Linked DNA regions of Homo sapiens: region 1 is linked to region 2. A link is a loop called in an ENCODE intact Hi-C map of the cell type or tissue named here. Cell type or tissue: heart left ventricle. All regions are shown on one strand. Each heading gives the region's core, and the rest is flanking DNA. Links, peaks and the distances in the headings are about the cores only.

Region 1 (2,903 bases), core at 200-2,699, 1.8 Mb before region 2:
TCATATAGTTGGAATCATACAGTATGCAGCCTTTTCAGATTTTCAGGCAAAACCATGGAGACAACAAAAAGGTTAGTGATTGCCAGGGTTTAGGGGTGGGTGGGTAGGGATGAATAGGCAGAACACAGAGGGTTTTAGGGCAGTGAAAATACTCTGTGTGATACTGTAATGGTGGATACATGGCATTATACATTTGTCCAGACCCACGGAATATGCAATGTCAAGTGTGAACCCTAATGTAAATTAGGGACTTTGGTGATAATGACGCATCAGTACTGGTAGGTGCCTCAGTTGCAACAACTGTACCACTCTGGTGGGGGATGTCGATCATGGGGGAGGCTGTGCATGTGTAGGGAAGGGGGTGAATGGGAATTCTCTCTGCCTTCCTCACAATGTTGCTATGACCCTAAAACTGTTTTTAAAAAAATCTTAAAAAAATAAAAAATAAGGCCGGGTGTGGTGGCTCATGCCTGTAATCCCAGCACTTTGGGAGGCTGAGGCAGGTGGATCACGAGGTCAGACGTTCGAGACCAGCCTGGCCAACATAGTGAAACTCTGTTTCTACTAAAAATAGAAAAAAATTAGCTGGTCATGGTGGTGGGCACCTGTAATCCCAGCTACTCAGGAGGCTGAGGCAGGAGAATTGCTTGAACCTGTGAGGTGGAGGTTGCAGTGAGCTGAGATTGTGCCACTGCACTCCAGCCCGGGCGACAGAGTGAGACTCCATCTCAAAAAAATAAAAATAAAAAAATATAGGCCTGGGCTGGTGGTTCATTACTGTAATCTCAGCACTTTGGGAGGCTGAGGCGGGAGGATCCCTTGAGCCCAGGAGTTCAAGACCAGCCTGGGCAATATAGTGAGACCCTGTCTACAAAAAATCAAAAAATTAGGCAGGCAGGGTGGTGTGCACCTGTAGTCCCAGCTACCTGGAAAGTTAAAGCAGGAGGATCGCTTGAGCCTGGGAGTTTGAGGCTGCAGTGAGCTATGATCACGCCACTGCACTCTGGCCTGAGTGAGATAGCAAGACCCGTAAGGCAAGGCAGGGCAGGGCAGGGCAGGGCAGGGCAGGGCAGGGCAGGGCAGGGCAAGGCAAGGCAAAAGACAAGACAAAAAAGAAAGAAGAAAGAAAAGAAAGAGATAATGTAATATTTGGATAGAAATGAATGACGAAGATTTGGGAGATATCCTTTCCTCTTATATTGTTTTTTAAGAGCTTCTGGAAATAGTCAAACTTATTGGCAAGGAAGACGGGGTGTCCTGATAACTGATTATCTGTTTTCTACCAGGACAGCGTTTGCTTCTTCAGGTGATAATGGTGGCTGTTAATCCAAAAGTGAACAGCAGAGGGCAGTTTGTGCCCAAAAATGACATCACTCTTGCTGTCTCCAGCAAGCTCTGTGAATATGGGGCCAGGGATTATAATAAAATTCATGTAGAGTCCACTAATACTGCAATCCACGGGTGCAGCTCAGGATTGCTATTTGTTTTTGACACACACACACACACACACACACACACACACACACGTATATATATATTTTTGAGACAGAGTCTCCCTCTGACACCCAGGCTAGAGTGCAACGGCGCGATCTCAGCTCACTGCAACCTCTGCTTCCCGGGTTCAGGCGATTCTACTGCCTCAGCCTCCTGAATAGCTGGGATTACAGATGCCCGCCACCATGCCTGGCTAATTTTTGTACTTTTAGTAGAGACGGGGTTTCACTATGTTGCCCAGGCTGGTCTCGAACTCCTGACCTCAGGTGATCCACCCACCTGGGCCTCCCAAAGTGCTGGTATCACAGGCGTGAGTCACTGTGCCCAGCCTGTTTTTGATCTGTATATGTTTTTTAAAATTATCAACCACACGCGTCGTTAAAATATTAAATCTACACAAGAATTTACAAAAGATTCCTTAGAGTCACCACACGACCCTACGCAATCAGGCCCCCCTTTTACTTCTCTGTCTTTGAATCCTATACACTTGTTGGCCCCAGCGCATCCTCAGAAACTGTTCTCGCTGTTCCCTTGCCCTGGAAGACTCCTCCCCAGATATCAATGAGGCTCATTCCCTTACCTGCTTCAGATCTTCACTTGATCATCTCCTTATAGAGGTTTTATCTGGTCTTCTCATTTACTATTACAGCCCCTCTCAACACTCTACACCCTCATTTGAAAAGTTCCTGGATCATAGGGTTATACATAGTGTTATTCTTTTTCTCCAGAGCACTCATCACTCTTGCTCAATCTGTTACACTTAGTAATTAAAAAAAAAAAAATTCTGTGGTTGGGCATGGTGGCTCATGCCTGTCATTCCAGCACTTTGGGAGGTGGAGGTGGGAGGATTATTTGAGCACAGGAGTTGGAGACCAGCCTGGGCAACATAGCAAGACCTCATCTCTACCACAAACAAATAAAAAATCAGCTGGGCACAGTGGAGTGGGCCTGCACTTCCAGCTACTCAGGAGGCTGAGCTGGGAAAATCACCTGAGCCTGGGAGGTGGGGGCTGCAGTGAGCTATGATTGTGCCATTGCACTCCAGCCTGGGTGACAATGCAAGACCCTATCTCAAAAAAACAAAATAACATTCTGTCTCTTACCTCTAGAATGTAAGCTTCATGAGGGCAGAAACTTTTTTTTATTTTTATTTTTTTCATTTTATTTCATCAGTGCCTAGACAATCCTAGCATGTAATAATAGGCTTAATAAATATTTGTCAAATGAAGCTACAACACAGCTCTGCTTATGAAAGATGCTGACCTTTATGAGAATGTGATAAAATGAATTGGCATCTTTTACTACCTCATGCATAATTCTGGGATTTGGCAATTAGGGGTGGGCTCAGGTGGTTGGCTTTTCTGTTCTAGACCAGGCTTAGCTGATCTTAACTGGGCATGCTCAAGCTT
Region 2 (2,903 bases), core at 119-2,618:
GTGAGCATCATTTCTCCACCCTGGCTGCCCATTAAAATAAAAAGCAAACGCCAGGCGCAGTGGCTCAGGCCTGTAATCCCAGCACTTTGGGAGGCCAAGGCAGGCGGATCACTAGAGGTCAGGAGTTCGGGACCAGCCTGGCCAACACGGTGAAACCCCCATCTCTACAAAACTGCGAAAATTAGCTGGGGTGGTGGCAGGCAGCTACTCAGGAGGCTGAGGCAGGAGAATTAATTGCTTGAACCCGGGAGGTAGAGGTTGCTGTGAGCCAAGATGGAGCCACTGCCCTCCATCCTGGCGACACAGGGAGACTCTGTCTCAAAAATAAAATAAATAAAATAAAATATAAAATAATAAAATAAAATAGTGTCTGGGACCCACCAGAAGTTCTGGTTACCGGTATGTCTTAAAGGCTCCCGGGTGATTCTAAGGCGCAGCCAGATTAGAGAAGTAAGGGCCTGGACGTGCCCCTCCTGGCACAGCCCTGGGCTCTCACTGGTGCGGAGCCTGTGCAAGGCTCTTCTGCGACTGTCCGGTTCGATCCTGCCCGCGGCTCTGTGAGGCTGGCCAGGCGTCCTCCCCTCCCAGGTGCAGAAACAGCCATGCAGGCCAGGTAACCACGTACCCAGAGACTGAAGTTAAATCTGACTCCAGAATCCAGAAGAAAGGAAGAGAAAGGGAGGAAAGAGGGATGGAGGAAAGGAAGGGAGGAAAGAGTGGGGGAAGAAAAGAAGAGGGAAGGAAGGGAGGAAGGGAGGGAGGAAAAAAGGGCAGGAGGGAGGGAGGAAGGGAGGGGGAGGGAGGGAAAGAGAGAGGGAGGAAGGGAAGGAGGAAAAGAGAGGGAGAATGAAAGGGAAAGAAGGGAAGAAAGGAGGGAGGGAGGGAGGAAAGGAGAGAGAGTAAGGAAGGGAAAGAGGGAAAAGGGAAGAAGGCAGGGAGGAAGGAAAGGAAGGAGGGGAAGTTGGAGGGATAGATAGATGATGGGTGGATGGACGGAAGAATGGATGAGTGGTGGGTGGGTGGGTGAAAGGATACGAGGGAGGAATGAATGAATGAAGAGGAGGAAGGGAAGAAAAGAAGATAGGGAAAGGAGGAGAAGGGAGAAAAAGTGATATGTGGGGGTTGGAGAAACGAAGGCGGAAAGGACGGATGAATTAATGAATTAGGGATAGATGAAAGAGGGGAGGAGCAAGGAGAGCGGGCTGCTGCCTCGGCGACCTCTGGTCCCCGGGGTCCCGTGAGCAGCCAGGGCGGAGGTCAGGGAAGGCGGGTCTGGGGTACGAGACCAGGAGCTGTGCGGTCTCCGACGGGACTTGGCCTCCGCGGGGCCCTGCTGCCCCCCAGCGGCGATGCGCGGCACTGCAGAGGCGGCGGCGGGACCGGGGGCGGCCGCCCCTCCTTCCCCGGGCTCCGGGAGCCGCCCGCGCGTTCCCTTAGCAGCCGCCCCACCCGCCGCTCCCCGCTCCCGCCCCGCCGCGCCCGCTGCAAACTTTGGCCTCTGCAGCCCCGGCATCCGCTGGACGGAAGAGAGAGAGAGGAGCTCCTCCCGTAGCTTTCTCCCGAAAACGTTTTCTCTTCCCTACTCTCTGAAAAAGGATAACGAGGTGGGGGAGGGGAAGGAAATAGTTTAAGTTAATTTAAATTGTGTCTGCCGTGGGCAACTCTCCAAGAAAGGGCTTTCCTTTTTTTTTTTTTTTTTTTTTTTTTTTAAGAGGCACGTTCGAAGCACTCAGAGAAGCTCTTTGCTGCAGCCCAGCGGCCACGGATAGAGCCTGGGAAGTGGAGAAGGAGCTGCTCCGAGAGGGTCCCAGGGAGCAGGGGGACCCCAGGCGTGGCCCTGGCCCTTGGGATCTCTGGGACCAGGCCTGGACCCTCGAAAGGGCGCGGCTGATCCTGCCTAGGGGCTTGCTCTTGGCCGCCACTTCTCCTAGGCGGACTCCTCTAATCCAGCCGGAGCCATGAGGTCGTACTATTTATCCCCACTTTGCAGCTGGGCCCAGAGAAATCAAGCGCGCACAGCTAGGAAGTGGCAGTGCCCCGGTTTGAAGGCACCAAGGCCCATCCTGAGCCCTCAGGCTCGGGACTCCACCATACAGCTCAAAGTGGATGCTAGGATCTTCCCATCCTACAAGAAAAGATGCTGGGAGCTCCAGAGGTTTGCTCAACGCCACCTGCCTACAGTCTGCTGCCCAGACCCTCCAGACCAGCCTTACATCAGGAAACTCCCATGAGCTCCGGGAGCTGACCTCAAACAGCTGCCAGACCCGGGGGTGTGTGGGGAGCCAACCTCCAAAGTGGCCAGAGGCTGCAGTCCCTGCCAGCATCCCTGGTGACCTCAGCTGTGGGCAGGGAGCTCAGGGAGGGGGTCAGGAAAGACAGGGAGGGGGCGAGGGAGGGGGTCGGGGAGGCTCAGAGGCAGAGCCCACACAGTCCCTGCCACCTATCTCCTGCCTCTCTCCTCCATGTCAGGAGGGACAGTGCTGACTTGTGGGGCTTCATTTCACCCAACAACTCACTGGTACATTCAATTAATATTTACGGAGTGTCTGCTGGATGCCAGGAGCTATGTTAGACAGTGAGGAGATCGTGGTAAATATGGTACTTAGTGCTGAAGACAGGCGATACAAAAGTCAACCAACAAATGCACACGATGATCTGAATATTAATAAGTACTAAGAAATAAATACAACAAGGTGATACACTAAAAAGTGATGGGTTGGGGGCCGGGTGTGGTGGCTCACGCCTCTAATCCCAGCACTTTGGGAGGCTGAGGTGGGCGAATCACTTGAGGTCAGGAGTCCGAGACCAGCCTGGCCAACATGGTGAAACCGCATCTCTACTAAAAATACAAAAATTAGCCGGGCCTGGTGGTGGGCGCCTGTAATCCCAGCTACTTGGGAGGC

Evidence for each region. Hi-C counts contacts between places; a loop is a spot of excess contacts. Peaks named below come from ENCODE experiments on the same cell type or tissue, not always from the same donor. Only the 100,000 strongest peaks of a DNase experiment are listed, where the experiment ranks them.
Region 1: a loop joins it to region 2, with 11 times the contacts of the local background. A loop is called at or near these places in 19 of 110 quality-filtered maps.

Annotation. Positions count from the first base shown.
Region 1 is chr16:25,275,478-25,278,380 of GRCh38, forward strand. No RefSeq gene overlaps it. Among named protein-coding and RNA genes, the nearest start is that of ZKSCAN2, 19 kb to the left of the region's middle. In heart left ventricle, for the core only: a CTCF peak has its summit at 1,319 (motif pointing right); no DNase peak of the experiment used is centred there.
Region 2 is chr16:27,108,493-27,111,395 of GRCh38, forward strand. No RefSeq gene overlaps it. Among named protein-coding and RNA genes, the nearest start is that of C16orf82, 43 kb to the left of the region's middle. RefSeq lists a silencer at 1,265-1,464 and enhancers at 1,503-2,051, 2,052-2,598. In heart left ventricle, for the core only: CTCF peaks have their summits at 1,344 (motif pointing left) and 1,543; DNase peaks (open chromatin) are centred at 1,329, 1,759 and 2,259; H3K4me3 peaks cover 1,108 bases; H3K27ac peaks cover 713 bases; H3K27me3 peaks cover 703 bases.